2 separate regions of the Homo sapiens genome follow, and region 1 is linked to region 2. Evidence: chromatin contacts called from ENCODE Hi-C or POLR2A ChIA-PET data. All regions are on one chromosome and are shown on one strand. The core of a region is the stretch at or near the end of the contact, and the rest is flanking DNA. Distances in the headings are between cores, read along the strand shown.

Region 1 (6,354 bases), core at 1,424-3,923, 150 kb before region 2:
TCTGCAGAACCGAGTGCTCTGAGGTCTGGGTTTCCAAGCTGAGCTCCTTGGGTGCTGGGCAGGCCTCTGGCCCCCTCTCTCACCTCTTCTTCCTTCCCCTTGAACTATAGCAGTTAGACCTATGTCTGTTTTATATACTGAGTTTCCTCATTATTTTTCATTTTCTAAAATGGATCACTGCTTATAACAACCAAAACAAAACAAAACAAAACAAAACAAAAATGCAGTCAGCTAGTAAATGTGGCAAATGTTGACTGTAATTATTGTGAGCAGCTCTGAGTGAAGTTCCTAGGGTGCGATGCTGCCCCCTTATGAAACACCACATGATGGGCACTGCTGGCAGGATGTAGGACTCTACGGCAGAGGACTTGAACTTGGGTCCTGGCCTTTTGCCTAGTGATATGATGTGCACAGTTTCTGGGCCTCAGCAAGTCGGATATGCTATAAAAGGTTATTTCCAACTCAAATACTACGATTCCATAGCTAAATAAAACTTTTCAAGAACTGAAGTCAATTGTGTCTACACATTTCACACAATGAGGAAGTGCTGGCCAGCCCAGCAGCAGGAACTCTACAAATAAAGTATTTACGAGAACAGGGGCGCTTACAGACCCAGCCTAGGCCCAGAACAGGTTGGTGGCTCTAATGGCACTCAGAAATGACGAAGTACGACATCAATACCCCTGCCAGCAGACTTGGGTCCGCACAGACGTCTGGAGCTCTAAATACAGTGTGCTGTTTTTGTTTCTTGTTGTTCACATAAAGCTGCAAGCACTTCACTGAGTCACTGCAGTCCAGTCAGCAGGTCCTTAATTACTTTTCTCAACAAAGGCACTCAAAAGAACAGGCAAAGTTCTACCAGTTAGGACCGGCTATGGAATGTCGGGGGCCCGTGGCAAAATGAAAATTTGGGGCAGCTGCTTAAAAATCATTAAGAATTGGCCGGGCACAGTGGCTCATGCCTGTAATTCCAGCACTTTGGGAGGCGGAGGTGGGTGGATCCCCTGAGGTCAGGAGTTTGAGACGAGCTTGGTCAACATAGTGAAATCCCACCTACTAAAATTACAAAAATTAGCCAGGTGTGGTGGCGGGCACCTGTAATCCCAGCTAGCTGGGAGGCTGAGGCATGAGAATCGCTTGAACCTGGGAAGCAGAGGTTACAGTGAGCCAAGATTGCACCATTGCACTCCAGCGTGGGTGACACAGTGAGACTCTGTCTCAAAAAAAAAACAAAAAAAAAACATGAAGAGTTTCAAGCTGGAGAGAGCAGAACACGAAGTCCATCTGGGGCCCCGTGTGAGGAAGCAGGTCACACACTGGTGACCCCGGCCCTGCTAACTGCCATAGTGTTACGGCCTGGGAATGTGATTTTCCCATTTGTGGCAGATCGATGTCTAGCGATTCCATGGGGTTTTCTGAGAGGATTTATAGAGAGTTTTTCTAAGAACATCACACAGTGAGGAAGTTGTGATTTCCTCGGAGTTAAGGCCTAGTCAACAGCCCCTTCTCTATGGAGAGCCTTGGGGCTTTTCTTCCCCTTGAACTACAGCAGTTAGACCTATGTCTGTTTTATATATTGAGTTTCCTCATTACTTTTCATTTTCTAAAATGGATCACTGCTTACATCAACCAAAAAAAAAAAAAAATCAGTCAGCTAGTAAATGTGGTAAAGTTGACTGTAAATCAGTCAGCTAGTAAATGTGGTAAAGTTGACTGTAATTTTTGTGAGCAGCTGTGAGTGAAGTTCCTGGAGGTGGGGCTGCTCCCTTATGAAACACCACACAGTGGGGCACTGTTGATGGGATGTAGGACTCTATGGCACAGGACTTGAACTTGGGTCCTGGCCTTTTGCACTCCCCGCCCCCCCATCCCCCCTACCAAGAGCTGCGGTGTCTTCACCCAGGTGCACCAGCCAGCGGTGGGGGGGCTTGCCAAGAGCTGCCATTTTCTAGCCTGGGCGAGGCTGACTGGGTGAAGGTGTGATGGGAACAAGTTTACCAAGGAAGAAGGATATAATATCAGGGAGACCACGAGAGGAAGAGTCAGCAAACACTAAAACTGTCAGCCCTTTCAATACTATTTTCCAAGAGTATCAGAAACTGTTTATAGCCTCCAGGGCAACCGTTCTTAGACTTTTTTTTTCATTCCTTACTGGTTTAAAACTCTGATGACAGCTATGGATCCCTTCACTCTCGTGCACTCACACATTTTAGGTACAATTTCCCGAAGCCTATTCCTAGGCCCCAGGTTAAGAATGGATGACCTATCAGGTTAGTTCACAGAAACTGAAATAACTTATTTCAGATGATGAGATGGATGGGCTGCCTACTGCTCCAACAAGGCTGCTTGAAATGATTTATTTCAACCAGAATTTAAAACTGAGCTGTTCTAAGAAGGCAGGCCAACAGGTGCCTATCGTGTGGCATGCTAAATGTGCCATCCCCAGGGTCCCGGAGGTATACAACCTAAAATCCCAGCCCCAGGCAGGCTGACACCCTGGGCTAACCCCGGCATAAGTCAATGGAATCCTTGGCCTACTCAGAAGGAGCTACTCTAATTACGCTTTATTCCAGGATTTCTTAAACTAAGGGTTGTGATCAAATAGTGAGTCATGAAATTGATTTAGCTGGTCATGACCAGCACTAAAAACAAACAATAAAATAGAAAGTATCAAGGCATCTTCTGTTGAGAAAGGCAAGCACTGTTTCATGCCTTTTATGTGCATCTCTGTGCACTGGATCCCAGTAGAAAATGTATTTCCTACTGTGAGTTGCTGTAAAACACAAAAAGTTTGAAAGCTACTGTTTTATTCGAATTTGTAGGAGGCACACGTGAGGCCCTCCGATATCTGTTGAGTAGATAAATACACGTGTAGGTTGCGTCAGTCACAGACCTAAAGACACCATGAGTCATTTTCAGTGATGGCATTTCCACCCTCCCAGAACTGTGCAAGGATTACTAGCTCTTGATCAGACTTAATTTTTTTTAAATGATCATTTCTCTTGGAGTCTGACATTTTAAAATTTGTGCTTCTGGTAGGTTTGAGGGTGAAGGATATGGGTTTCATTTAGTTTAGATTGGGTGCCCGAGGCTTTTTTTTTCCCCCCAGTTGAGAACACTAACCTCATCATAGGGCCAAAAAAGCAATATACTTTTTTTTTTTTTCTCTAAGAGAGAAGACTACGATGGAGACATGAAGGTAGATACAGCAAGAGGAGCATCAAATTCTCTTTTTCTTCTTCCCTCCCTTCTCTCCTTCAGTAAATACTAACTGAGCAGCTGCATGCCAGTCAAGGAGTTGGCTGCTGGGAATACAGTAAGGGAAACTGACACAGGCCTGGCCTCTTGAAGCTTACCCAACTGTGGGCAGAGACATCGGCCACTCGAGTCCACACATCCCCAGTGTATACCATGACAACCCTGGTCAGAGCTATGAAGGAAGCATACAGAAAGCTATGGGAAGTGTGTGCAGTGGCAGGCTTCCCTGAGGAGCCCACGCCTGAACATCTCCCTGAAAGATGAGCAGGAATTAACAGAGAGGAACCAGAGGAGACCTCGGGGCTGGAGCCCAGGTGGCATGCAGGACTACGGTGCAAGCCGAGAGAGGTGGGTCTTGTATACTAGGTTAAGGATTTTGGCCTCCTTCCCATAGTGATGAGATTCTGTTTGGAAACGGTCACTCTGATGTCAGCATAGAGGCTGGATTAGATGAGGAGCAGAGTGGATGGTGGGTGTCCTCCGAGAGACCTTTGCACAGTTAAAGTGAGAGATGATGGCGGCTTGCAGCTGGCCGAGGCAGTGCACAGAAGGAAAGGGATGAAGTGGTTTAAGCTGGGATCCACCTAGTAAGCAAACTGTACAGAGCCTGGTGATGGATTAGGTGAGCAGGGTGTGGCAGAGAAAGGAGTCGGTAGGACCCTCACGTCTGTGTAGCCTGTGAATGGGGCTGGCCCTCAGCAAGGTGGGGGGTCACTGGGGAAAGATGATTTGGGGTGCTTTTATCTCCCCAAGTGGACATGTCCAGCGGGAAGCTGCATATGCATGTCTGGAGCTCTGAGGAGAGGTCTGAGCTAGAGACATAAGCCTGGCAGAAAGAGAGACTCCGGAAGGCAAAAGGAGCAAGACACAGGTATAAACACACACTCGTCAGAGCCACAAAGCCAAGAACCACACACACACAAAAGGGACGGAGCCGGTCAAAAAGATGCACAAACAGGGAAAGTCAGATGAACAGAGACAGACTTTCATGAAGCAATCGCTTGTGGCTTTTCTGGGTATGGAAGAAATATATTTTTCAAGCTAAGTTGCAGTTTGACAATTCCAGGCAGAAATAAGGTGAGCACTTGGCCAGAGTCCACCCTCCCTTGCTGGATCGTCTCCAACCTGCAGGCACACATCTACCTTTGCCTTGGAAGAAGGTCTCTTTGCACTGGGCACTGACACTGCAGTTGAGTATCACTGACAAAGCCAGAACAGGATGAAAATGTGCCCGGGAGGCCCCAGAAATTCTGTTGTTGAAGCTTTCCTATTGGCCAGGGATGCTCTCTCCAAAAAACTGTATTAGACATGTAATCTCACTCTTTTGTCATAAACAGTTTCTAAATAAATGCACAGAATAAAAAAGACGTGATACCTTAAAAAATTTACGTTAGACGCATTATTTTACATCAGAATCCTCTATCAAAGCACTTTTTAAAAGTACACATATTGGCCAGGCGCGGGGGCTCATGACTGTAATCCCAGCACTTTGGGAGGCCGAGGTGGGCAGATCACCTGAGGTCAGGAGTTTGAGACCAACCTGGCCAATATGGTGAAACCCTGTCTCTACTAAAAATACAAAAATTAGCTGGGCATGGTGGCGCGTGCCTATAGCCCCAGCTACTCGGGGAGGCTGAGGCAGAAGGATGGCTTGAACCCGGGAGGTGGAGATTGCATCACAGCACTCCAGCAGACAGAGCAGGACCCTGTCTCAAAAAACAAAACAAAAACAAAAACAAACAAAAATGTGCATTTATTCATGGCTCCCAGTCTTACACGAGCATATTTGACAGAAGTCTCCAGAAAGTCCCACAGGGCCGACCAGGCAGTGATTCTGCTTCCTGTGGCAGTTCTATTTCTCATTCTACACTTATAAATTGGCACTCTGATTACGAATTGGCTGCCCAGGCAGCTTGATACCAGGCAGAGAAGCGGCTGGCTTTGCCTGGTGAGAGAATGCTGGCCCCTGTGACAACGTTGGTCCTGCAGTCATCTGTTGAAAATGAACAAATCTGCATTCTGGCTTTCTGCATTCAGGATGAGAGCTCGGACAACATGGGTCTGTCCACAAGCTCCAGTCCTCCAAGTCCAACATTGAGACCAAGGCCGCTCTGTGGGCCAACGCTGCCTCTCCTTCTTGGAATGTGTAGCCCCTCCCTCCATCCTGACCTCCAGGGGCTGTTGAGACTCTCAGGAGTGACCGACAGGAACCTGAAATGTGGAGCCTGTTGAGATAAAAGGAGGCTCTGCAGAACTTCATGGCAGAAGGGTAGTTAGTTTCTACTTCAGGTGTAGATTCTTTTTTATTTTTATTTTTTTGAGACGGAGTCTTGCTCTGTCACCCAGGCTGGAGTGCAGTGGCCTGATCTCGGCTCACTGCAAGCTCCGCCTCCCGGGTTCACGCTATTCTCCTGCCTCAGCCTCCCGAGTAGCTGGGACCACAGGCACCTGCCACCGCGCCTGACTAATTTTTTGTATTTTTAGTAGAGACGAGGTTTCACCGTGGTCTTGATCTCCCGACCTCATGATCCGCCTGCCTCGGCCTCCCAAAGTGCTGGGATTACAGGTGTGAGCCACTGCGCCCAGCCCAGGTGTAGATTCTTGACTCAGGTCGTGGGTGGGATCTGCCCAGTTCAGCTGTCTGTGAATATTTAAGGTGGTTGGGGGTCACTGCGTGGGCCTCTATGATGCCAACAAAGGACTCCCCTGGGATGGCCTGCAGCCCCCTCTGTGATGAACTTCAATGATTCACCCCACAAAGTCAGAGGCAAAATTTCCAAAAAGTATGTTGTGAGATTACTCCCCAGTTCTTTGTCCCCAAGGAGTTGTTGCTACTTTAAGGCAGGCCTGGGTGAGCAGACCCTGATCCAGGCTGGATCTGCCTCTGGGTCCCACTGCTTGTTCCCCTTGACACTTTGGGCTCTTCTTCCAACTCCACTGGCTTCAGCCCCTGCACAGAGCCCCTTCAAGCATTCCATTGCTGTCCACCGGCTCTCCTGAAGGGCTTGCTTACTCCTTGGGCCACCATCTGCAAGCTCAGTGCCCGGCCACCTCCTCTGGTCCCTATTCTGTGACCCCACAAGACAGGGAAAGACA
Region 2 (6,357 bases), core at 3,472-5,971:
GGGGCCCTGCATTGCCATGGGAACCAGCATTGCTGGCAGCTGCACTTACCCAGGGAGAGGTAAGCCAGCATCACAGCAAGCCACAGGGGCCCTCTCCAGTCCTCCCTAGAGAAGCATGAGTGCGCTCAGAGAGGCAGCTGAGGATCAGGCCAAGGTAGAAGAAATTCTCAGGCTGTGGGGCCCGCCTGCGAGATGCCTATCTTCCCATATCTCTCTCTCTCTTTTTTTTTTCTTTGAGACAGAATCTCACTCTGTCGCCCAGGCTGGAGTGCAGCGGCACCATCTCGACTCACTGCAAGCTCCGCCTCCCGGGTTCAAGTGATTTTCGTGTCTCCGCCTCCCGAGTAGCTGGGATTACAGGCACCCGCCACCATGCCCGGCTAATTTTTGTATTTTTAGTAGGGACGGGGTTTCGCCGTGTGGGCCAGGCTGATCCTGAACTCCTGGACTCAGGTGATCCACCTGCCTCAGCCTCCCAAAGTGCTGAGATTACAGGCATAAGCTATCGCGCCCAGCCCCCACCTCTCTCTACCAAGTTCAGACCTCTGGAGAGTGACCAAGGCACAGAGGCCAACCTGCCCTCAGGGGTAGAATCTCCTGGTACGTGACATTTTAACGAGAGCCTCATGGCACTACACAGAAGACTGACCTTGAAGATTTCTTTTTTTTTTTTAGCATCTCTTGCTAAATAGAACGGCATTAACTATCCAGATGCCATGGTTCAATCCAGACTCCCTAGGAAAGAAGACTCTAAGTCATCCATTTTATTTCATTTCCCGTTTTGTGTGGTTCCTGGGGAGAATGCATTGTTATGGGGGTGGCCATTGTTTTAATGGGCTTGGGCATTTTTACCACACTCAGTAGGGACTTTCTGTCCCCCAAGGGATCTGATCTCAAGGAGACAATTCTCAGAAAAGCTCTCATAAATAACAGTGAGTCAGAACCACAAAATTAAGATGTTTTTAGTTTCAGAGTAGGCACCTAAATGTACTCTACTTGGTTTATGACAAGTTAAGTATAATCTGAAACTAACACAATCTAAAATGTAATGGCACAACAGGAGAACTGAACATGTTTGTGTTTTTCTAAAAAGAAAATTAAATCTTTTTTTTTCATTGGTTCAACCCAATAAACAACCATTAAAATGTAAAAAAAAAAAAAAAAAAAAAAAGGAGAAAGAGAAAAAAACACGCTGCTTTTTAGAATGTCACAGGGTAGGTTAGATGGCTGCAAATTCTTTGCTGCTCCCAGAACTTGCATGTGACAGAAGCACAAGCCTGGGTCTTTCAAGGCTGGCTCAGCTTTGGTCTTGGTTTCTTGGAACACTGGCCCTAGAGGCTGGTTACCCAAGACCACCCTGCTGCGACGAAGCCACAGCTGGCCCGCCCTGAGCTGCTCTGGTCACAGCTACGTACGAGAGAGATTTGTGAGGGAGGCAGCCAAGGGCGGACGGCCCTGGCAGCCAGGATCAGGCAGAAGCTGCATGAAATGGCCTAACCAGACAACGCCCAGCTGAACCAAGTCAACCCACAGAACCAGGAGATAGTAGAACAAAATTTGCTTCGGGTCACTAAGTTTTGGGGTGGCTTAAAGACAATAATAGATCATTAGAATAGGCAGGAAAAGAGAAAGTGATTAATTTTCATAGATTCATTTACAAGAGGGAAAAGCAGTTAATCTGGACCAATGATAGCTTCCCATACATTCACCCTAAAATCTACTTCATAATATACAGGTGTAATTTGAAGAGCACAAGTAACCATTAAATAAGTCAATAATATTTACTGAATACCTACTATGTACACAGCTAAGAAATAGAATATCTAATCAGGAATTATCTAATTTAATAAGTCCTGGTCTGAATGAATGAGGAAACTATGAACTATAACTCTTTTTAGTCAGAGGAGAAAAGGCAAATAAATGAATTATTTCAAAGTCCTAAGATGAAAGATACTATTCAGCATATATATTTAAGAACAAGGTTATCAAAGTATGTGTATTAAAATATACATGCAAACGGAATATTTCAGGTTGTAGTCTTCTCAAGAGCAGGAAGCAATTCCATCCAACCTCTAGAAACTTCAGAACTCTAAGGTTAAAGAAGGATTTTCAACATATACATGTAGTTGTCACGATTAAATACTTAAACATGGACTGAACTTCTATTACAGCTTATGTTTTTACCTTTGCTTACTACAACTTTTAAAAGTTTCATCATTAGTGTTAATTTATTTTATTTTATTTTATTTTTTGAGACAGAATCTTGCTCTGTCACCCAGGCTGGAGTGCCGTGATGCAATCTCAGCTCACTGCAACCTCCACCTCCTGGACTCAAGTGATTCTCATGCCTCAGCCTCCTGAGTAGCTGGGACTGCAGGCATGAGCCACAATGCCTGGCTAATTTTTGTATTTTTTGTAGAGATGGGGTTTCACCACATTGGCCAGGCTGGTCTCGAACTCCTGACCTCAGGTCATCCGCCTGCCTCAGCCACCCAAAGTGCTGGGATTACAGATGTGAACCACTGTGCCGGCTGGTGTTAATTTTCAGATCTGACTAATGAAAGGTAAAGCGGGGAGACATTGGGACGAAGTGCCAGCACCATCTGCTTAGCTTGAGAATTATTTTATATCTAAGAGTATATTATCCACAATAGCCATCTTAACCTGGCAAGACCTTCTTCAGGTGGGAATACTGGATGGAGCTGCTGTCTTACATTCCTTTCTGATGATTCTTCCTGTAGGCTCAGTCACTGTCAACCCCTCTGGTGAAGAGTTGGGGGTGATAGAGAGCACAGCACTGCTATGGATATACAAATGTATAGGGGCAGGGCTACACATTTTGGGGTGCTTTTAAGACCTCTGGAGGTCTTAAAATAATAATAATAGCTCATTAGAATAGGCAGGAAAAGAGAATGTGATTATTTTGCATAAATCTTCATTTATAGCAAGAGGGGAAAAAATAATGAATCTGGACTATTCAATTGTTTCTATTGAAAAACCAATTTCAATTGTTCTATGCCATGTTCCAAACACCGAAGAGACAACAGAAACAACAGGCTGTGACATTTCTATTTTCTTATGTTCTCAGGTCTTCATTTTCCAAACTAAGCATTTCCCATGGAAGGATCTCATTTCCAGCTGCCTCACGTGCATGTCTGAATAGCCAACAACTCGTGTAATAAACTTTCTATATAACATGCACCTACCTACTTGAACTCAGCCGACATAAGAATCTTTCTGGAAAAGAGACTGACTCCTAGCTACAATTATCTTTATGCACTTTTAGGAAATTTTATTGGTAATGAAACAGCAGTATTTTATTCTTGGTAATTCTGTGAGGGTCACAGTTAAACAATTAAACAGCATTAACCACCACTGTACTGTTCGACACAACATCCAGCCCCCTTAATGGGTAACTTCAGCTGAGTCTGCAGAGACAGCCATGAAAAAAGGCAGTGAAGGGCAGGAAGAGGCCCCCGCCAGGCCCTCCAGGGCTGGGGGGCACTGGGCTGGGCACTTCAAACAGAGAACCCTGGATTCTTTTCCCACTTTGTGAGGAGCCGATTTAAGGAGCAGACAGCTAAGGGAAGATTTATAAACACAATAATTTTTGTTTCTAAGAGTTATAATGCAAAGCAGGGATAGGCATTCTCCTCCAAAGAGGTTCTCAAAGAGATCCTCTGAAGCCAGAGAATACCACATTTCTTTGCCTAACCCAAAAGTCCTCGGAATCTTCATTTGTCAGCAGAAGCTCTGAAAACAAGGCACTGCACTACTTTTTTTGCCTAATGTGGTGGAAGACAGCCCCATGACAACAAAGAGAAAGAAAAATCGCTTTTCTTATAAGTCAGAACATAATGCAGGCTTATGGCTCGAGGTAACTTTGCTGTTGAAATCCTTGAAGGATCCACAAGGCACTCATCGCTCCAGTTAGTGTTCATCTTGTGGAAACCTACAGTGAATCTCACTAGAAAATATACTGGAAAAGAATAGAAAGGGTGAACAGGCATGTCCGTCAACTCTGAAACCCCAGAGCTAAGGAGACCACTTTGAACTGAAGGAGGCAGATTCAGGGTAAGTAAGAAAAAGAGCTAACTTTACACGATGGTGGAAAATTCATGACAACACAGAGGACACTGAAGAGGCTGAAACTATAAATAAGCTCAGAAACTATGTGAACTCACAGATCTATAGTGAGTTGTATTAAGGGAAATGAGGTTGTCTGATGCCCCCTGCAGAGCCCCCTCTGGTGCCACCGTCGCATGATAGACCAGGATCTGACCCAACAGGGGTTTAAAAAATTTTTTTACAAAGCATGAAGATGATCCTAAATTTGTGGCAGACCTTTAGTGTATGAGGATCTCAAGACCCAGAACCGCTGTGCCTCTAGTGGGGGCACGGTGCTCCGAGGCCAGTTTCCATGACTAATAAATCCTTCATTCTGCAAGCCGTGACTGTGGCAGTGCACCCAGCGGCTGGATGGGAAGTGCAGGAACTGGCGTCCCCCACAGGGTGGAGAGGGTATCACCACATTGCCACCTGCCCACCCTCTGCTGCCCAGCTCTGTTCTCCAACAGGCATCCTCTGCTTTTTATTTCCTATCTAGAAGGAGAATATGTCTGTCTATCAGGGTGGGGCGGAGGCTGCTAACTTCAAGACCCTAACCCAAGGTGTAGCTGCTGTTACAGAGATAACTAGGAACTCAGGGGCAGGACTAGGGAGGCTGCATTTCACTAATCCAAATGCCTTTGCCTCTGGGAATGACATGAGTGATGGGGCTGGGCCGTAACGGACTGTACACGTACAATGCGTTCAGGAAAGCAAAGTTCCAAAACCCACAGCAATCTGCCCTGCTTCCTTTGTCTTGCTCCAGCTGTATCCTGATGTCCTTTTAAAGCTATTTTTAGTAACAATATTTATTCAACCAAGAGGAACAAAAATTTACATCAAATGCATTCACAGAGGGGCACGAGACTTTGCCCACAGATGGCCTTTCAAAGGCATCTTTCCCCATGCCGACCCCTTCTCACCTTGTATCAGTGGTGGTTAGAAGCGTGAACTCCTGCCACAGTTTAGTCAAACTCAATGAGATACTGTTTACGGTGGTGGCCACCTGGGAATTTCCCAGGCCCCTGGAGGACGTGTGTTTTTCAGGTTCTAAAAACAAAAGTCCACAGCAATGACATCAGAGGCCCCGCTATGAATTGCATGTGCATTTTAACCAGGCCTTACTTTGCTGCTTGCTATGCCAATTGCTGTGGCTGCCAGTCAGGAAAAGGAAGCCTTCTCGAGCACATGCATGCTTTATGCATTGTCCTATACAGGAAAAAATAGATAAAGGGATGATCTGGGTGTCTCCTGTTGCCAACCCGTGCTAGCAGGGAGAAACACAACTGGGCCTAGGACCGTGTAAGAAGGCCCACATCGGCCTGCACCCCTGCATCTTCAGGGAAACCCTCCTCGCCTGCTGTCTCTAACCCATCCCCAGCCATAAGCAAACGGGGGATGTTTCCACACGGGGCCCAGTGTTAGTCACATTATTTCTGCCTCCATATAACTTAAGGGTACAACTAAGAACTGCAACTCTTGATTAAAATGACACACATTCCAGACTTCTGAGAAGCTTTCCTACAGAAGAATTCCTGCATGGCATATGGGAAATTGGATTTGAGGTCATCTAAATGATTCCTTTCCTACATGGAGAGTCTATTGTTTTATTACTCAGGCAGCGAGCTTCTTCAGAACTCCTTGTCATAGGAATTCAAGAATACCTATGTGGGTATCAACAGCACTCTTTGGAGAAGCAGACACAGAAAGATATGCACAACATAGGAATGACTCTTTTTTTTTTTTTTTTTTTTTTTTTTTTTTCCAGAGAGAGAGTGAGTCTGGCTCTGTTGCCCAGGCTGGAGTGCAGTGGTGTGATCATAGCTCACTGCAGTCTCAACTTCATGGGCTCAAGCAATCCTCCCACCTCAGCCTCCCAAGTAGCTGGGAGTACAGGTGCACACCGCCATGCTTGGCTAATTTTTTACATTTTGTTTTGTTTTGTTTTTTGTTTTTGTTTTTGTTTTAAGATGGAGTCTCACTCTGTTGCCCAGGCTGGAGTGCAGTGGCGCAATCTCGGCTCACTGCAACTTCTGCCTCCCGGGTTCAGGCGATTCTCCTGCCTCAGCCCCCCAAGTAGCTAGACCTGGCTATTTTTTTTTTTTTTTTTTTGTATTTTTAGTAGAGACAGGGTTTCACTATGTTGGCCAGGTTGGTCTCGAACTCCTGACCTCAAGTGATCCTCCTACCTCAGCCTCCCAAAGTGCTGGGATTACAGGCATGAGACACCACGCCCGGCCTAATTTTTCA

What was found. Hi-C counts contacts between places; a loop is a spot of excess contacts on that map. ChIA-PET counts read pairs that join two places held with the same protein, here RNA polymerase II (POLR2A). Pooled maps may share reads with other maps.
Region 1: a map of B cell shows a loop between it and region 2 (5-fold over the local background). The contact joins two enhancer-like sites. A Hi-C loop is called at or near these places in 2 of 168 maps with a recorded cell type or tissue (B cell and Caco-2), 10 of 37 single-sample maps with no recorded cell type and 4 of 50 pooled maps. POLR2A ChIA-PET finds 5 or more read pairs at or near these places in 7 of 52 experiments (B cell, GM12878, WTC11 and 3 more).

What each region holds. Positions count from the first base shown.
Region 1 is chr6:157,609,655-157,616,008 of GRCh38, reverse strand. The region is part of intron 3 of ZDHHC14 (zDHHC palmitoyltransferase 14); the gene reads right to left. Among named protein-coding and RNA genes, the nearest start is that of MIR3692, 84 kb to the right of the region's middle. Within about 2 kb of position 2,673, at least 10 of the 41 ENCODE cell types and tissues checked have a DNase peak (open chromatin) inside an H3K27ac peak, as active enhancers do; they include B cell, where a contact is called at or near this core.
Region 2 is chr6:157,459,920-157,466,276 of GRCh38, reverse strand. All of the region lies in intron 1 of ZDHHC14 (zDHHC palmitoyltransferase 14), which reads right to left. Among named protein-coding and RNA genes, the nearest start is that of MIR3692, 66 kb to the left of the region's middle. RefSeq lists enhancers at 1-95, 930-1,430, 1,431-1,931, 4,566-4,625. Within about 2 kb of position 4,721, at least 9 of the 41 ENCODE cell types and tissues checked have a DNase peak (open chromatin) inside an H3K27ac peak, as active enhancers do; they include B cell, where a contact is called at or near this core.